Linked DNA regions of Homo sapiens: region 2 is linked to region 1. A link is a loop called in an ENCODE intact Hi-C map of the cell type or tissue named here. Cell type or tissue: PC-9. All regions are shown on one strand. Each heading gives the region's core, and the rest is flanking DNA. Links, peaks and the distances in the headings are about the cores only.

Evidence for each region. Peaks named below come from ENCODE experiments on the same cell type or tissue, not always from the same donor. Only the 100,000 strongest peaks of a DNase experiment are listed, where the experiment ranks them.
Region 2: a loop joins it to region 1, with 2.7 times the contacts of the local background. A loop is called at or near these places in 7 of 110 quality-filtered maps.

What each region holds. Positions count from the first base shown.
Region 1 is chr5:77,162,698-77,174,743 of GRCh38, reverse strand. It overlaps a transcript of PDE8B not described here. Among named protein-coding and RNA genes, the nearest start is that of PDE8B, 42 kb to the left of the region's middle. RefSeq lists an enhancer at 1,671-2,172. In PC-9, for the core only: no CTCF peak of the experiment used is centred there; DNase peaks (open chromatin) are centred at 5,733 and 6,783; H3K27ac peaks cover 822 bases.
Region 2 is chr5:77,220,261-77,228,260 of GRCh38, reverse strand. The region is part of intron 1 of PDE8B (phosphodiesterase 8B); the gene reads right to left. Among named protein-coding and RNA genes, the nearest start is that of PDE8B, 14 kb to the right of the region's middle. In PC-9, for the core only: no CTCF peak of the experiment used is centred there; a DNase peak (open chromatin) is centred at 3,350; H3K27me3 peaks cover 2,453 bases.

The DNA of each region.
Region 1 (12,046 bases), core at 1,997-9,996:
GGAGAACCATACTCTGGGTCTGCCAACTCTTCAAGGTCACGCAGCGGAGGAGATACCAGCAGAGCCCAGGGAGCTGAGGCCCATGCGATAGGAGGAAAACCTGCTCAGAGAGAATGAAGCTGTTTCAACGACTTGTTCACTGACACGAAGAGCTAGAAAACGGAGAGCTCCTGAAAGATTTGACACAAGGAATAGTCATGGAGATGTGTACAGTATAAATAAAAAGCTGGTGGTTGAGGGAAGCATATAGTGAAGACCAGTGGAGGAGAGAGAGATAATTAATAACAATAATAACCCAGAAAGAGCTGATGAGAGCAGTGGCTTTGGGGATGGAAAAAAAAGGAAAGAATAGGAAAGGCATTCAGGAATACACTAGGACTTGGTAAGGGATCATATACATGGATGTGAGTGGGTGACTGACTCAGTGGCTGTGAGTGGGGATGCTGGTACCTCCCATAAAAACAGAGACAGGGTGGGCAAGAACAAACACTGAGAGGGAGAAGTTTTGAGTGTGTTGACACCCAGGAAGGATACCTAATAGGTAAGAAGAAACACAGGTCTACATGTGAAGGGAAGTATTTGGGTGACAGCTAAAAATTCATGCAGCATCAATATATAGGTAAGAGAGGAAGCTCTGAGAAGGAGACCTGCAGACCAAGCTTCAAAACAGACTACTGACCTTCAAGGGCTGAACAGAGAGTAGGACAAAGGAGACTTAAGCAGATGGCCAGAAGGTAAGAGAATCAGCTCTCAGGCCAGTGGTTGGTCCCAGCATAACTTCTTCCAGGCCAAGGACAGAGTGTGCTAATAGTAAAGAAATTCATCAAAAGTCAAAATGCCTTAAAGACTGCAAATGGAGAGTTATTCCCTAACAGAAGTAATGTTCTCATAGAAAATAAAACGCATGCCACGCACCACCACCCCCGCCCCAGACACACATACACTTAACTCCGCTACACTTTCTAGAGCTAGAAGCATTTTTCTTTCCTTTGAAAAATGAGATGGGGGGAGAAAGGGAGTAAATTAAAAAGCACTTCAATTTCCCAAATGTAACTAACAATTAAAATGTATTTTCAGCAAATTCTCACAACTCTAGTAGGCTTCACATTAAAAAAAGAGGGCAATATAGATAAATTAGGAAATATTCGCCCTTCCATTTTGACTCACTTGCTATTCTTTATCTTCCCTTCTGTTTCTTCTCCCCAAATTGCTTTTTCCTCCCATTACCAGTCATAATCCTCAAGTTAAATACATGAATATCCTGATTAACAAAACCTCTGAGAATGAAGCAATTTTGTAACAAAATTGCCAATATTTAAAAATCAGCCAACAACCACCTTCTTAAGTCAGATGAATCAGTGTTAATATAGACCATGCAGATCAGTAACTTTCTGAGATCTTGTACCCAACAGTTGCTAGAGGCCAAAAAAGCCAAACAAGCACACATAAACCTCCTCACATACTTTCCATTTGTTTGCAAAGAGTTGAAGATAAATAGTACTAATCCTCCAAAATATTCAGCAGTCAGATTTGTCTACAAGATCTCCAGCCTCTATTCCTGTACCTGTCATCTCCTCCTTCCAACCCAGACACCCACTTTGTGCTCTTCTGACCTCTTGTTCTCTTTCTCTGCCAAAAACTCTGGAGGAAGGAGCATACCCTCCAAGTGTGTTCACTGATTGGCTGATGGTACCACCTCTACATGCATTCACTGATTAGCTGATGAGACTCTACCCTATATATGTGTTTATTGGCTGGGTTATGGCACTCTGGTGTAACATGCATCCAAATCAAAGAAATATGCATTACAAACCATTTGCTTACATACTGTTTGGGTGATGATGGTGGAGGGGTGAATGGCTGGTGGAGGGATGGAAGCCAGAAACAAGTAAACAAGTGGAAAAGTCCTTCCATGCTCAACTTACCTACTCCGACACCCACTGCCTGTCCCAGGTTTCCTGTTGCTCCCTCAGCAGCCTGTGCTCCCCCTAGTCAGCACTGGTACTGGTATTTCCTAATGTCTTATCTTTAGTTCCAACCAGACTAAGCTCCTTGAAGGCTGAGGCTGTTTCTGTCTTATTTCTGAATTTCCAAATACAAAATCAGCACTCAATAAATTTTCACTGGATAAATAAATGGATGAATTAATTGAGGTTGGGATATAAGTGTTCTAATGTTGCTCTTTTAAGTGACTAGTTATGATTGAGGGACAGACTGTCCTTTATCTCTCCATCACCATCAGATGTTCTTTGTTCCCTGAGAAGTGCTTAGAAGCTTTGGCATAAAAGTTACTAGAAGCAGAATTAACAAACACCGTCATTGTCTGCTTCTCCTAGGTGCAAGCATGTTAGCTCCTTACCCCAACTTTGACTTATCCTGTCCCAAGACTCCCAATTGCATATTTTATGTTGTTTGGTGCTCTTGATGTTTCATCAGTCAGGTTATTCAGACAAATGTTTATTGTGGGCCTACTAAAGTTCAGGCACAGTGCTGGCCACTGAGGAGTCAACAATGAACAAACCCAGCCCAGTCCCTGAGTTTGCCAAGCTTGCAATCTAGTTGAGTTATTATTTTATGAATTTTCCCAGTCAGAGGCTTCTTCCCCATCCACGCATTCATCTATCCATCCAATCGACTCCCTTTCTTTTTTTAATAAATAAATTGCTGAGAAAAAGTTGGGTGTTTAGAATATACTTGTCAAATGAAGGCTGACTGTAGTTTGGGTTGTTTTGGCATCACAGAAATATTAAAGCTAGAAAGGATTGTGCTGGATAGGCTCTGTCTGCCCCTCCAGATCATCTCCATCCTTCCTCCCCTCATCCTGTGCCCTAGGAGTCTGACCTGTGGGGAATTCATCAATGGGTCCCTGGCCCTCTGGCTTCCAGTCAGTCAGGTTCAGCCAATGAAAGGCACGAGCACAGGGCTGGACCTCCATCCCTCCGCGGCAACCCAGAAGTCTTTCCAAGTTCCATTGTTGGCTTCATCCCCTGCCCCATTACCACCTGCCTAGGGAGTGGAAACAGCTTCCTGGCTCTCACCAGCCCACAGACACTGCACCATTTTTTAACCCTGCCCACACCTGTGTAAATAAGCCCTCACCTGTTTCCTGAAGGGACTTGGACACAAAACCCATCTCTTGCAACCTCCAGATGTGGAATCATAAATTCCCGAAGAAAAGGGTCAACTTTCAATCTGTGGCTTTAGAGCTGCATTGTGATTTTACTACTCCCAGCATACACAGATTGATATTTTAAAAATTTTTCTATGGGCCGGACAGAATTATGCCAGGATTAAGGTCAAGCCTGAGGTGCCAACTGAAACAAATGTACAAGGAACCAAGTGACAAATGCTTGGCATTTCAAATTCCGAGAAGCCACAGCCAGTGGAATGAAGTTCAAACTATGCTGTGAGACTGACATCCATCTATTTCAGTTCTTTCCCCAAGTCATACCCCTAAATAGGACAAAGTGCCATTTCCAAGTGACCTCAGGTTTCCCACCTGTTTTGTTCACAAACTTCCATCTGCCTGGAATACCTCCCCAATGCTTGTTTCTGTTAAGTCCAATCCCTTTCCACACTACAAGGCCTATGCAAATGAATTCGCCTTCGTAAATGATCAAGCTTTCTCCAATTATTTCCATCAGAAAATAGCTTGTTTTCCTCTAGATACTTGGAGCATTTTCTTTGTACTCATCCATATCATATACTCCTGATTCGTGTTAGAATTATTTGTGTTCAGGTATTTTTCTCACTCCCAAGTTTTGAAGAGTCCTGAGCTCAAGACAATGTCTTACATCTTTTTGTTTACCCTGATGGACTATTGTAGTGCTTCAAAAATTGAAATTCCTAACTAAATGTTTGTTGACTGACTAAATGAATGAATGAATTAGCAACCAAAGTTATTTTTTTCTTGGGACAGTGATATAATTTCTTCTGAGTCTCAGAAGACCAAACCATATTTCACATATTTATCTAGAAATAGCAAATTCGTAAAAGCAAATGGCACTATATTTGAGGAGAAATATTTTCAGATTGTTTCCATATGTGTTTCTATATATATCGGCTTATGCAATATTTTAAATCAAATTTAACACCATGTGGCCATGTATCTCCTAGAAACTCATAACGATGATTTAGTTCAGAGCTTAAAACAATAACAAGAAAGTTCTTAAAGGAGATGTGTTCCTTTATCCTCAGTCCTGCTTATTCTCTAGAAGTTTCCTTTCCAGGCTTGGCTCAGATGTCACTTTCTATCTGTGACCTTCTCTGACATCCCCAGGCAGAACTGCTCCCTCTCCCGAGTTTTCCTTGCCCTCTGTGTAGACTTTTGTTGTGGCTTTTATCCCACTGCTCTGTGGTTAATTACGTGTCCAGCTCCCAGTGAGACCATGAGCTCCTTAAGAGAAGGGACCCAGTCTTGTTCACTTTTGTCTTCCCAGACTTAATATTGTACCTGGCACAGAGTAAGCGCTCAATAAATGCAGTCTGAAAGGAATTGATCTAAGGCCAATTGTGCACTCTGGCTCCAAAAACCTAACCTATGCTTCCTTTGGTTTAAAAACCTGAGACATTTATCAGTTGGGTATGATGGAGGAAAACACATACATGCCCAAAACTGCTCTTAGGAAGCGGCATCCAGATTTCTTAGCTATAGCCATCTACTCAACAGGACCCTAGTTCAGGTCTCAGGGGTAACCTCCACATTAATCCTTTTTGCTTGCAGGTGCAGGATAGCACCTCAGCACCAATTCAGGAACATGTCTTCGTATAGCTAAAATAGGGAACTTGAGATAGAGCCGTGTTTCAAGTCAGGGAGGAGAGAAAACTACAGTGCACTGAGCATTTACTCTGCACTCAGCCCTTTGCATACCTAATCACTTTCAGCACTCACACTATCCACAGGGTCGGCACAGTTTGATTATCCCAAGCTGCAGTAGCACACCTCCAGGGCTCAGTGGAACCATTCTTCTTAGACACACTGGAGGTGTGTCTAAGACAAACTGGAGGTAGCTTCGTTGGAGTGAGTTTCAGGATGGGGATGAGGGTCAGGTGTATCTCTTAGATTACCTCAAGCCACACAGCTGCCAATCCACTGCCTTCCAGACATGCTGATCTTTCCATTCCCTGCAGCCACCAAACTCCTTTTCAACTCGGGTATTTGCACATGCTGCTGCTGCCTGCTCTGACCTCCTCTCCTACTCTCTTTCCCTGGCTACTTCCTACTTGCCATTTAGGCCAGTAGTTCTCAAAGTGTGGTCTCCAAATAGCAGCCTCAGTGTCACTTGGAACTTGGAGACACAAATTCTTGGGGTCCACCTCAGACGTTGGGGGTCAGCCCTTGAAACCTGTGTTTTAACAATCCCTCCAGGTGATTGTGATGTACGTTAAAACGTGAGAAGCACCGTTCTAGGCTTTATGTGAACTGTAGCTCTACAGAGGGGTTTCCCAGCCCCCACCTCCCAAAGCTGAACTGCGCCCCTGCTATTATGCTCTCTCATCTTATCAATAAAACACAGGTCTGACTGTGTTGGTGCTACGGGAAACACTTTGTTTCCAAAAGCAAGCAAACAAAATCAAACACAACCACCAAGGTAAATGTAGTGAAAACTCACTGACACCCATGTCTAAATATCCTGGAAGAGTTCAAGTGACAGGAGCTGGCACTGCGCCAACTCTCAGGGTGTGGCTGTCCTTGTGCTTCTTGGATTTTTTGAATCCCCAGACTCTGTTGGTTTTACTAACTCAGAAGGCCTGAGGCCTCTCTTATCAGACCTCTGCATCAGAATCCTGAATAACAAACGTCTTCTGAACTGAGTACAAGGAAGTCAAGATTTCTCTGGAGTTAGAGGCTGAAAAACATGATTGCAAAGCTGGTGAAAAGAGGCCCTACTGAAAACATGGCAGGTCTGCAGGGACGAGGTGGAGCTTCCATTTCAGAGTGGGAGGAGGGACCCATGTTAGAAATGCTGTGTCTGGACCTGAAGCCATGGGGAGTAATGGAGGGAGGCTGTTGATGGAGCTGAGGCCACTGGTCTGGCAGCAGAGGAAGGAGCTGCGGTAAAGCCCACTCTGTCACTTGCTGAACACACATGCCATTCTCTTCCCCATCACAGGCACATCCCTAAAGGCTGCTTCTGCAGAAGGGATATGACTTGCCTTCGCCCCAGCATCCCTGACTTGCCATTCCATCCAGATCCAGCTCTGCTCCTGAATCTGCCCTGCCTCAGAGGGGCAGGAGGAGTGGGGTCCCACCAGGGCACAAGTGGCAGAGCAGCCCCTGCACAGGCAGTTCTGGGTCAGGGAGCTGGAACCACGCTCCTGGTGCCAGAGCCCAGTTTCATCCCCAGACGGCAGCCGAGGCTCTGTGCCAGGGCTGCCGTGCAGCCTCGCTGCTCCCTGGCCTCCCTCCAGCCCCCGTGCCAGGAAGGAACAGCCTGACACAAGTGAAGAGCAGGCAACTGGATGCTTCCAGCTCTGACTTCTCAGGCTGCCATGCCCTGTCAGAGTGTTACTCCTTTGCCCTGTTCCATAGTTAATTTAGTAATTCAAGGGGAGAGGGGCAGGATGGAGATAGACTTAGACTCTCGTATCGTCCCTGTCTTCAAATTTAAAATATTTTCCAGGCTCAGGCACAAATTTACTTGTCATCACTTGGTTCCCAACAGAGGAAAAAATACAATGGAAAATTAGATCCTGTGTCACAGTGTCATGGGTATAAATAAAATGAAAGGCTAGCTTGACGTCAGCAGTGAGGATTCTCACATTCCACTTCACTTCCTCATCATCAAACATTTGGCTCATGTTACCCCCTTGTGTGGTGAAAGCCAGCTAGTGTAAATGGGTGGGGGCTCTGTGCTGTGGGGGCTGTGTTTCTCCCTCAAGACTCCCCAGGAGTCCTGGGCACACGGTCCCGCAGGGTGGGCCTCACTCCCTGGGCTGGGTGTTTTCTGGGTTTGAGGTGACATTCCTAGCAGATGTCACAATCCGTTCTACTCATCCCTTCAATTTCTCCAAGTCTATTTTTCCACTCAAATTTTCCTGCTCAGGAGCAGCCAGCTTGTCTTTTCACCAGACTTCCTGAGCATACATTGAGGGGACATCTCTCTTCCTGGATAGGAGAAAGGTGGATGCAGGAGGGAGCAGCCGCGTGCCCCCTTGCACAGGAAGGGGCAGGTGTGGAAGGACTCCACTGCACCCTCCGCATCGACGTGCCCTGGAAAGTGCTGTGCACATCGGCCAGGGTGTCTTGATTCATATTCTATACACAATCTAAATTTGGAACTATTTAAACAAACCCTGTGGTAAATAATTTTGTAATGCAAACACTCCCCAACAGGTTCTTTCTTTGTAAATCTAGCTATTCCTCTATTGGGTTTTTCTCAAAGTGTTAAGCACCCCTGTGGCCCAAAGCCAAAAACAGACATGGTCTGGTGTACAACCCAACACATCCTTATCATTAAGGGGCATCTGACTTCAAAGAATGGTGAGGAGTGTTGACAAGCAGGGCCACACTTATGAATACACCAATAACTGTTAATGCAATACAGGAATTAGTGCCTGCTATGACCTGGTTTAATGTCTTGGCACTTAGAGCCATGTCACAGGATCTAGGAGAGTTGTGGAGTCTCTTCCCAATTCACATGCTGCCAGGCAAACTTTCAGATGTTAAATCTTTGTTTTGAAATCACTACATTCAACAAATATTTGTCAACCCTACTTTGTGCTAGGGACCAATGTGGTGCCGGGTATACAGGAATGGAGATGATCCAACTTCTGTGGCCAACTCCGGTCCGGATAGGGAAGGATGTACTGTACCGTAGGGAAAAGAGTGGTCTTTGGGGTCCAGTAGATAAGTTTAATACAGTTCTGTCTCTTCTTGGCTGTTTGACTTTGGGCTTGTTACTCAGCCTCTCTCTGTGACAAAGTTGCCTACCTCAGAGGTTTGCGAGCTTGGTGTGGGATAACCAACATAAGGTGTTTCATAGGGTGCCTGGGCCCTGACAAGTCCTGGTAGGTGCTCAGCAGCACAGGCTCTCTTCCCGCCCTCTTCCCCCACTCCAGAGTTGCATCTGCTGCCTAGAAAAATATATAAAAATAGAAAAGAAAATGACTGTTGCATATACACACAAGGGAGTGTTCATTCTCTCACCCTACCCTACACACACTTGCACACGTGCACATGCTTTAACCTGGCCTTAGATAGGCGTCATTATTCCAGGCCACAGATCACAATGTTATTTTTAGAATGAGATTTCTAACTCTGCTTCCACTCAAGGAGAAGTATATTGGGTTGATAATGGATTGAAATGGCATTTGGTCATTTTCCTCTCTGTGTGTACTCACTGGGGCAGGATTTAGTAATGCCTAGACCTCAGGCCCTTCTCATTTTGTATCCCATTATGGTACCGAAGACAAGCCGGTGGCCTGAATTCTGGGAGACCTATTTTAGAAGATGTGTTTCTTTGACCACAGAAGGTTGTGGGGTTTTTTTTGTTGGTTTTTTTTTTTTTTTTTTTTATCTTTACCGAAAGAATCTCATGAAGAAATGTTGTTCTTCAAGAACTATGCCAGGACAGGCCCAGGGCAGAATTGTGAAGTGCAGAGAGTTTCCTTCCATCATTTCTTCTGCTTCTCCTCAACCTAAGCACTGAGCATCCAAATGCCACAGCTGGCTTCCAGAACCTTCTATGATAATGTTTTGTCTGTTCTGATATAATCCAAGCTCTTATCTTTCCTTTTTTTTTTCTTTTTCTTTTTTTTTTTTTTTTGAGGCAGTCTCACTCACGATCTCAGCTCACTGCAACCTCTGCTTCCTGGGTTCGTGATTCTTCTGCCTCAGCCTCCCAGGTAGCTGGGATTACAGGCATGCACCACCACACCTGGCTAAGTTTTGTATTTTTAGTAGAGATGGGATTTTGCCATGTTGGCCAGGCTGGTCTTGAACTCCTGGCCTCAAGTGATCCGCCCAGCTTGGCCTCCCAAAGTGCTGGGATTACAGGCATGATCCACCATGCCTAGCTAAGTTCTTATCTTTCTTAGACCTCAAAACTCTCCCTTCCTATAATCCTTCCCATATCTATCTGCTACATGGATATGGTTTAGCCCATGAGGTACAATGGAATTTTTATGCCAGTAGGGAGAAGGTTTTTCTGTTTTTTGTTTTTGTTTTTGTTTTTGTTGTTGTTGCAGTTGTTGGTTAGAGAAGCCCTATTGTCTGTCTTAGACCTATTTTAGGGCACTTACCATGCCAGGGGAAAGGATGACATAGGCAGGAGCCTTGTACGTCCGAAGAGGTTAGATGTTCCACCCACACACTCAGCATTTTCTTCTTTTCCTTTGGACCCAGTGCTATGCTGAAGCAGGCCTGTACTGGTTCATGAGAGCTGAGTGTGAAAATTTCAGGAATTTTTCAAGATGGTTGTTAGACACTGTCATTTTTAAAAATTAAATTATACAGGCAAGTAATTAAATAAATTATATTGAAAACAAGAGTAATCAATACTTAAACCCCATCACTTCCTAATTATTTTATTACGCTTTCTCTTATCAGTGCACTTGAAGAGATTTGTCTCTGAGATTTGTATGGTGAGACTGTTGTGTATGATGTGTGACTGCACATCTCTTTCCAGCTCCATGTTCAGTGACATCACGCTGGTAGCTTGAACTCAGACATGGTGGGAGCATTTACACCAGAGAATTTGGCTAACACTGTAAATCAGGGCTTTATTTACTACCCTTTCTCCTACCAAGCCAGTTAAGCATGTATCAGTATACCACTATTTTGACCTGTTGTGGGCCCAGGAGCCTGGCTTGTAGTCAGTTATGAGTGCCAATATTGAACTTCATGAATGTGGAGACAGAAATGCAGAACTTCCCCAAAGCTCTGCCTGTGCCTTCCCAGAGCTGCTTTGCCTGGGTAATTTCTGACCCCCACAAGTCACTCCTGCTGTGTCCCTTCCCCACCACAAAGATACATGTTCCCCCCAACACACATATATACAAATGCTTCCATAGACAACACCTTCTGTTCCAGGTGAATCCTGTTAACTCCAATGCAAGTCTGGGAAATCTGAGAGTCTTCCAGAGTTGGGGGTGGGTTCTGAAGCAGGGCATATGGGTTGTTTTGGATATGAAGCTAGTGTGCCTACCTTCTCTTTTCACCATTTGGTCCCATAAGGTGAGAGAAGAGTGGTTCTGTAGATCTTGACAGACATATGCTGAATGAGTTGAGTAAAGGACTGAGCAAGTAGAAGTAAACCTATAGCTTTGACCTCTGCTTTTGAAAACACTTGGCTTTTCTTTCTTCTGCAGAGTGACTGGGTCAAAAGGTATCATCCTTAAAAGAATTCTTAGTGTTTTATATTTTATAAAACCCCATCACATTTATTATCGCATACAATTTTTAGAATAACACCAAGAGATAGGTACAACACACACATTACTATCCCCATGATGAATGAAAGGAGCCCCCAATTCAGAAGCTACCTAATCTACCATTGCCCACTTGGCTAGTTTGTAAAAGAGCTAGGATAGGTTCCACAATGCCAATTGGTTTTTAAATACGCCATGCCTTACAAGGGCAGGAAGCATGTGATGCCAATTATTTTAACCTCAAGTCAACCAAGTCAACCCCTGTGCTCTTCACTCCCTCTTCTTCTTCCAAGGACTCTCACGTTAGCTTGGCACTTGATTCCATAGCATTGAGCTATTTAGAATTTCATCCTGGTCATGTGCACCATTTATTTACCAGGAAGTAAGATTAGAGGTTGGCCTTCAGTGTCCTTAACAGGGACAGCAGAGTACAAAGAAGAAGACAACAAGGCCATGGGGTCACAAGGCCACGTTTAACTGATCAGTGGGGAAAGCTAGAAATAGTGAAGAAACTCTGCTTGTAAAGAATATGGAGTTCTTAAACTGTGACTCTACATACCATCAACTCCTAAACATTTTTTATGAGACTTTACTTTGTTAATTTCTAACTAAAACACTGGATGACATGAAGCCTTATTAATTTGCTGGCCAATTGGGCAGAGACTATGAAAAGGGGGAAGGAGAGTGGCCAGCTTTTGCAAAACAGCTGCCGACCCAGTCCTTGGGCCAGACCCAAAGAACTGGGGAAAAGAAACTCCTTATTATATCCCTGTAATGAGGGTTTTTGTTTTATAAGCTGTGATGGGAAAAATTTGTACCAAACTGTTCATAGTGGTTATTTGACGGGAAATGAAGATTTTTTTAAAGTCCTACTATCACCAAAGGATTTTCAGTAGATAACCACCTTTTTTTAGTCTTCATTATACTTTCAGAAGTGCAATAATAACACCTTAAATTTATAAAGCATGTCAACCTTTGCAAAGTGTTCTTGTCTATTACTTCAACTGATATATGTGAACACCACATGTAAGAACCCTACCCTTAAATAAATGAAAGCAAAATCTTCTGAAAGACAAAAGAAATGTGGAGGGAGACATTACTCGGAGAGGGCAGGGATTACCATGCAAGCCATTTCTCCAACTCCCTCTCATCTTGTATTGCTGTGTTCCCCAAAGGTTTTCATAATTTTATTTCTGACCCTCATTTCTATCACGAAACTGAATTCAGAAGGTACTGTTTGTTCTTTCTTTTGGTGTTTATATGCCCGCCTCATGGGTAAAATCAATGGCAAATGGCTACTTTGAGAAATAAGACATAAATCATTTTAATGTCGCTTTCCCAAGAGTAAGATAAGTGCTCCCTTTTAACCTGTCTTCTATATTTGAAGTCAAGTATGTTTAGTCCTTAAGTCTGGTTAAAGCAAATATGGGAACCAATTGTTTGTTCAAATAAGTCAATTACTACTAAGAACTATTGTGAATAGTTAATAATTATTTGGGGGCCACCTACAGACTTGTACCCTGAGAAAGGCAATTTACAAATTAGATCTCTGTGATTTGCAAAAGTGGTTCATTTTCTCTCTGCCCATTGGTAAATCAGGGCCACGGATTATTAGATTGTAATGGGCTAGCTTGCCATTAGCTTTAATACCACTATTTCTGCATTCTCTCACTAA
Region 2 (8,000 bases), core at 1-8,000, 56 kb before region 1:
CTCTCTTGCTGGCTTTGATGAAATATGCTGCTATATGGGGCAGGACGGTGTGGCAAGGAACTGAGGGTGGTGTCCAGCCAACAGTCAACAAGGAGCTAAAGCTCTCAGCCTAACAGCCATCTAAAAAGTGAATCCTACTAACAACCATGTAGATAAGCTTGGAAGATTTTCTCCAGTCAAGCTTTCAGATAAGACCCTGCCCTAGCCAACATCTTGATTGCAGCCTTGTAAGACACCCTGAAGTACAGGACCCAGATGAGCTGTGCCTGTACTCCTGACCCAGAGCAACTAATAATAAATGTGGGTGTCTTAAGCCCCTAAGTCTATGGTAATGTGTTATAAAGAAGTAAATATCTGCTTGTGTGTTATCCCTTTCAACTCCTCCAACTAAGTATAAACTCACCTAGGGAAGCAACCATCCTACTCAACTTTGTATTCTTAAATCTAATGCAGGTGCTTGATGCCCAGTTAAGCCCTCAGTATATGTTTGTTGAACTGAACCAGTCTGCCCCAAAGTTTCTGCATATTTGACCCCAACCTTGCTTCCCCTTCCTAAACTGAGGCAGGTAACCAACTCTGTCTTCCATTCTGCGTGGCTCACAGCATAGTTAAGATACTCCACCTCCAAGATTATCTCTTATGGACATGCACAGGCACACCTCCACTCTTTATATCATTTTCTCCATCTTTCATTTCCCATCTGTACCTCCAAAATTTTGCTATGAATCTAATTCATCTTTGCTCTCTCTCTCTCATGGGTGCCTTTGCTTCTGCCAGTCTTTCTTCTCCTGCCCCACCCAAACTTCATGAATTAGTCTTTTCTCCCAGGAACCTAATTATTTTTATTGAAAAATGGTATTTAGAGGTATGATCTCACCCATTCATGTACAACTTGTGAGCCAAGAAAACTCCTTGAGCATTGCTAGTTGATAAAGTTGATACATTTATATAAGGAAAAAAACAAGGTCAGTTTAAAAATTATATTGAACATAAGAAAGCACTACAGGATCATTATGGATCAGATATGTGATTCTATCACAAAGATAAAATCCAATTTCTGAAACATACAAAAGAATATACATCTATGCATTCCATTTCTAAGGTGGAAAAAAACTTGATTTTAGGTCTTGGTGATTAATACCAAAATAAGGTACAATTATGCTCTAAGCTCTAATGAAGGCTCAAGAAAGTTCTTTACAACAATCAGTGATACAGAGCCCCCTGTGGCATTTTGTGGGTGCTGACTGGGTTAATGCCAGTGTAAACGCATAGGACTTTAATGTAAGTGGAAAGGCAGAAGTGAAGATGAAAAGGCAGCCACTATTCTTCTCAAATCACTTTGCTGCCATCATAAGGGAGGAGAATTACAATGTCCAACAGATGCAAGACAAACCTCCTCTAAACAATTTGTCTCAGAGATCTCACACCTCCATGAAAATGAAACTATAGCTGGGTTGAAAGCAGAAAAAAGTACATTTTACTCAAAGAAAATCCTCTGAGATTAAGATCTAGAGATCTTAAGCTTGAGCTTCAGCTAAAACTATATTACTATTTTACAATTACTAAACAACTAAAGAGTCCAAGGAAAGTCTTTGTATGATAGGCAGAAGTTAATGCTCTGGATAGATAAATATATTCTTTCTGGAAAACATTATGTCACTATTGTACTAAAAAATTAGACTGTATGATATGAAAATATATAGGCATAGGGCCATTCCCTGTATCACCATTACAATAGCAAAAATTACTGGAAATAATCCCCCCAAAAAACATCAATAGGGGACTGGCTGAATAAAACAAAGTACAGCCACATGATGGTATACTATGCAGCTATGAGTAGGAATGAGGAATATCTTTATGAACTACGATGGAATGATCTCCAGGATATCTGTTAAGTGAAAAAAGGAAAATGCAGAAAAGTTGAGTTCTGCAGAACATATGTTAATGTGTATTTTAAACAATGGTATGAAATGCATAACATTTTAAAATGTAATTACCAATAAGGCAGAGGGCATAGAATGTAAGAGACAGAGATAAAATCTAAATGTCTCTGAATATACCATATTTTACGTTGATGCATATAAATAATTTACATTCTTATAACACTAAACTAAACATTAAAGAAGACCAAATCAAAAGGAAAATGAAATAAATAATCCTAACTGTATTGTGCTAATCACTAACTGGTCCATTGTTAGTAGAATAGCCACATAAAAAAGAACTGATTTAAACAATTATAAACACAGTAATTTGCCTGCTCACCCCTAGTGGGACAGACCCTAATATCAAAAATCACTGGAAAAAAATCAAACTGTTTTCAGTGTTCATATTGATCATGAAGTCGTGTTGATCACTGGTATTCTGAGATGTGTGCGTGGGGTGTGTGTGTGTGTGTGTGTGTGTGTGTGTGTGCACGCGCATGTGGGATCTAACAAATGAGGAATTATCATGATGATGTTAAGAACCAGGATTTATGTCATGGGAAAGAGGAAATAGAAACGTAAGACTGACGAGGTTGAAGAAAAGGCTTGTAGTCCTAAATTTAAACTGGATGAATAAGTATACACTCACGGTACATTTTTATCTTTCAAAAGTATCTATTTCCTGGCTATGTCCACTTAAAAAGTCCAGAAGCAATGACCAGTCCATTAGCAATGAACACCCGAGATCATACCTCTAAATACCATTTTTCAATAAAAATAATTAGGTTCCTGGGAGAAAAGACTAATTCTAGATCAGAGACAGGGAATGGACGCAACAAACCTGGAACATCTAGTCAGTCCAAAAAGGCAGGAAATCTGTCAAACATTACTAGCAGACTATGAAAAGGACACAGGAGCCAACGTGGCTACTCTGAGTAGACAAAGTCAGGACAACTGAGCATCAGTAAGGACAATAACTGCAATGGACTATGACACATCTAATATTTATAAACTGATAATTTTATAGGAATTCAAAAATCATCACTGGTTACCTTTGGAGGATGCTAGGAAATCAACTCATTATTTTGAAAACTGGCAAATGGAAGAGTAGAATCAAGCATTTGCCCTGCCTTTCTCATATGAACTGTACCTCAGGATAACCAACTATTGGATGGAGGGAAGTTTATCTTTATAGATGCATTCCAGAAGCACTGTAGAAAGAATGGTAGGCTTTTGCAACCCCTAAGGAATTAATTGATCTAGGCAACAATCATCAGTGGCTGCTAACGTCTCCAAGAGACACAACCAGACATCATGTGCCTCCTGATGGAGGTCCATGACACTACCTATAAAGTAGTCTTCCCCAAAAAAAAAAGTAAATAAACCTGAATCCTATCAAGCCTCTAGATCTAACTACCAACATACAGGGAATACAAGGCCAGAAGAATGTGGTTAATGATACCACAGGAATGTAATCAGCAAAGTCCAGACTGTGGGAAACTCTGCTGGACAAATGACCCAGTTTCTTCAACAAACAAATTGTAAGAGAAAAAGAAAGAGAGGAAAGGGAACTCACAGATGACAAGATCCTTAAGAAACATATCAATTGATTGCAATAGCTAGATCTTATTTGAAAGATGATTAAAAAAATCTTTAAATGAAAATGTTTATGAGATAGGGAAACTTCAACACTGTCTTGTATTTGATAATATTAACAAATTATTTTAATTTAGGGATTTGCTAATAGTATTGTGGTTGTGTTTTCTAAACAGTCCTTCTCTTTCAGAGTTACATACTGAAATAGTTACAGCTGAAATAAGAGGATGTTTTAGATTTGCTTTAAAAGAATCCCAAAGTATGGGGGAAAGTAGGAGGTATAAATAAAAGAATAGTCTTAATTTGTTACTGTTGAAACTGGGGGATGTACACGTGAGGTTTCACTATCCTATTCTCACTACATTTGTATACATTTGAACTTTTCCATAATAAAAAATGTTAAATTATGAGCCTTCAAAAATCGGCTTGTATATTATTATCAATAATAAGCAATATTTACTGGGTGTTACATTCAAAGCTAGCAATGGTACATATATTGATTATATCATCCTTGCAGTAACTCTATGAGGTCAGAACTTTCACTATCCTTATTTTTCTATCCTTAGACAGAAGAAGTTGAAAATTAAAGAAGCTAAGCCATAGAACCAACAGATGGTACATACAAGACCACAGTACAGCATAGTTCTCTGACATCAGATCCCAAGTGTCCAGTGAGAAAAGCAAGAACCATTTTATATATATTAAGAAGAGATACCGCTGTAGTGAACTGTTTACAAAGGTGTTAGAAGGTATGGATGAACAAAGGGAAGATGGAGGTAGAGCTGGAGAAACTAAAAAGATAAAGCAGTAACATCCAGAGACAATAAACTGTTAACACCCTGGGCTGACACCCGCCAGCCCACACTCATGCTGATCAGCGGAGGGGGCTGGCATCATCACCACTCAGGCAGCACCACTGCCACTTAGCAGGGGCCACTGCTATCGCCTGTTCCTTTCTCTCACATTCCAATTTCCTGCCAGTATCTCCTACCTGTGGAATCTAAGAGGAAACCATCTGGAAAAGTAATGTGGAAGATGCAGCTTGCAGACTTCTAGCCTCATATAATACAAAGGAGAAAATGGGGAAGCAAAAATGGAGCTACAAACTAAGAGACAAAAAACCAACACCACTACTGTGCTATGCTTGTCAAGTTACAATGTCAAATTGTAAATGCTTGACTTAGAACCTTGATGTAAATTTCACTTTCTTCCTCCGTTTTTCCAACATGGTAGCTACTTGTGTGGTCATTATGCACTTGAGATGTGGGTAGTCCCTACTGAGATGCAGTGTAATTGTAAAATACATTCCAGACTTTAAGAACTTAGTTCCAAAAAAAAAGAAAGAATGGGTGGGGGGAGGGGGGAGGGATAGCATTAGGAGATATACCTAATGCTAAATGACGAGTTAATGGGTGCAGCACACCAGCATGGCACATGTATACGTATGTAACTAACCTGCACATTGTGCACATGTACCCTAAAACTTAAAGTATAATAATAATAAAATAAAAAAAGAAAGAATGTAAACTATCTCATTAACAAATTTTATATTGAGTACATGTCAAAATAATATTTTTAATATACTGGTTAAGTGAACATGTACTAAAATTAATTTACCTGCTTATTTTGACTTTTAAAAATGTGATTCATAAAAAATTTTACAATTACATGTGCAGGTTACATCTGGGTCACATTTTATTTCTATTGGGTAATGCTGCTTTAGAGCTTCAACCCAAAGCAAGCCTTATCTGGCAGTCTCTGAACCATAACACCCAAGAGTATTCTCAGCCATCAACTCCACCAGACTTTAGAGTCCTTCTTAATCAGTTCTCTTGGATCCTATTTATGTCTGGCAGCTTTGAGCTCCAGGCTTAGAAAGCCTGACCTTAATTCTGCCTCTGGCCCCTGCCTGTGGCCGTACAGTTGTCTGCTCCTTGGCTTTTCCTTACAGTCTTCAGCTGACTTACCCCTCAGGCTCACAGTTCTTCATGCTCTCCCAGTAGGAGTGTCTCACCTGGAAGAACCCAATTCCCAATCCGTAACTCCTGCCAGCCAGCCGGCACTCAGTCAACACATTGCCTTCCCACAGAAGACGACAATATAGGGCACAAACAATGGAAGCTCCCGAAACGTGGAACTATGTCATATTCTGTTTTTTGAGATGGAGTCTCCACTCTGTCACCCAGGCTGCCTCCCAGATTCAAGTAATCCTCCTGTCTCAGCCTCCTGAGTAACTGGGATTACAGGTGCAAGCCACCACGCCCAGCTAATTTTTGTATTTTTAGGAGAGATGGGGTTTCACCATGTTGGTCAGGATAGTCTCGAACTCCTGACCTCGTGATCCACCCGCCTCAGCCTCCCAAAGTGCTGGGTTTACAGGCATGAGCCACCATGCCCGGCCATCATATTCATTTTTTTTATCACTCCAAACCTAGAGTAGCGCCTTAGTATAAGGCAGAAAATACACACACACGTACTTGAGAACCTAGCGGGTTTACAGGGACTGTACCTCTAGGTTGTACCAATCCTTTTAGAGATGCATTATCCCTACCGTGCAAGGAGAAATCATGCAGCTTCTCCAAAGTCACAAAGTTTGTACAGGGCAGAGCTGGAATTCAAGCTGGAGTCAGTGAGCACCTTTCCTTCACACCAGGTTACCCTTTTGCAGCCACAAAAATTATAGCAAAGGAGCTGCAAGGGGGCCTTGTGAAATGCCTCCTTTCAAAAGCTCCATGATGTTTGGGGCCTTGGCATGACTAGAGAGGGCTAGGTGGACACCAGGATGTGCCTCCACCCCCAGGGTGGTCAGTGGAGTCCCCATCTACAAACAATGAGTTTCGAATAAGGACACACTCAACTTAGCTAGAACTGTTTCTTCAAGAAAAGTGCCTCACCAACTTGAATAAGCTCCCTTCAGTCAAAACTGGGCAGTCTAAGCACAAATAGGTTTAATAACTGCAATGCATCAACACATCAAATACACATAAACCCATAACGATTCATAATGATACTAAGCAAATTAACAGGCAAAGAACTCCTGTCACCTTAGGAGAATGCTAGGGAGTCAACTCTTGAAAAAAGTTTCTTGAGGCATTCCAATGAATACATGAAGACAAAATGATAGCATATCACCATTTTACAACCTCTAATGACTAATGGATATAAGCAATGATCGTTAATAAGAGTTAGCATCACAGAAAAGAGACAACCAAACATCCTACAAAACTTCGCATACTCCGATTTTCTGTTAGCATCACAGAAAAGAGACAACCTCCACCCTACAAAACTTAGTATAATCCAATCAAACCTCTAAATCAAACTACGGTTTCTAGCAAACACAGAAGGCAGGGAAACATGTTAGATGCATCATGGGAATGCAATAAGTAAACTTTAGATTGGGGGAAAATCTACAGGACAAACAACCCAGGTTCCTCAACAAACAAACTGCAAGTATATAGAAAAGAGAGACTGGAAGGGGAAGCTACAGATTAAAAGAGACTTAAGAGGCATAGCAACCTACTGCAATGAGTGGAGTTACTGTTTGGATACCAACAAACAGTAAAAGAATAAGTAGTAAGACAATTAGAAAAGTGTGATTGATATTAAGTTGTCATATTTTTGGTATATAATGGTTTTATGATTTATTTTTAAAAACAGTTCTAGTTAAAAGATACCAACTGAGCTATCTGTAGATGAAACAGAAAATAAGTGCCACAAAGAAGCTCGACACACCCCTTTTTACCTGGAGATAAAATAGGACAGTGAAAACAGGACGGTTGAGCAGATGTAGCTCTGAGTCCCTAGCTGTGTGACCTTGGTCAAGCTACTTGAGCCGCCTGTGCCTCCACTTCCTCCCTAGCAATGTGAGGTTAATAACACCACCTGAGCCCCTCAGCTCCCCAGCACACAATGGATCACTAAAGATAACTACTCCCTAAAGGAACTTCACGAATTCTCCCTCATCTGCTTCATCAGCCTCTAATTAAACCCGCTTCTCCCAAAGGACACCCATACAAAAGAAATGGGAGTTCTAATTCAATTTTATGTTTCTTTCACAGCAATATTGTTTCAACAGTGTAAATATATTCCAGCTACATAATGGGCTAAAACTTTTTTGTGCTAACCTAGAAACCTAAATGCCACATATAACATGTTTCTATATGAAAGTCTTTCCCCAATAACAACTAGGTGCCTTACAAACTAATGTTTGTCATATAGTCTGCATATAAAAGTGAACACTGCCTTTCACGTTCATCCAAAGCATTTCCTGGTTGTGTTTTAGGATTCAAAGTTCTCACCTTTGATATAATAAGAGATTCCAACCTTTTGCCCCACCTCCTTGTCCCTTCTTGAAAATCTCAACAAAGTCTGCAAAACTCCCCTCTACCACTGCCCGTAGGGAGATCAGGCTAAGTGGATCACACTCCCTTGCCCTCACCTGTTCCTCCCAAGGGATGAAGGCTCCACAGTCAGTCAGCCAGT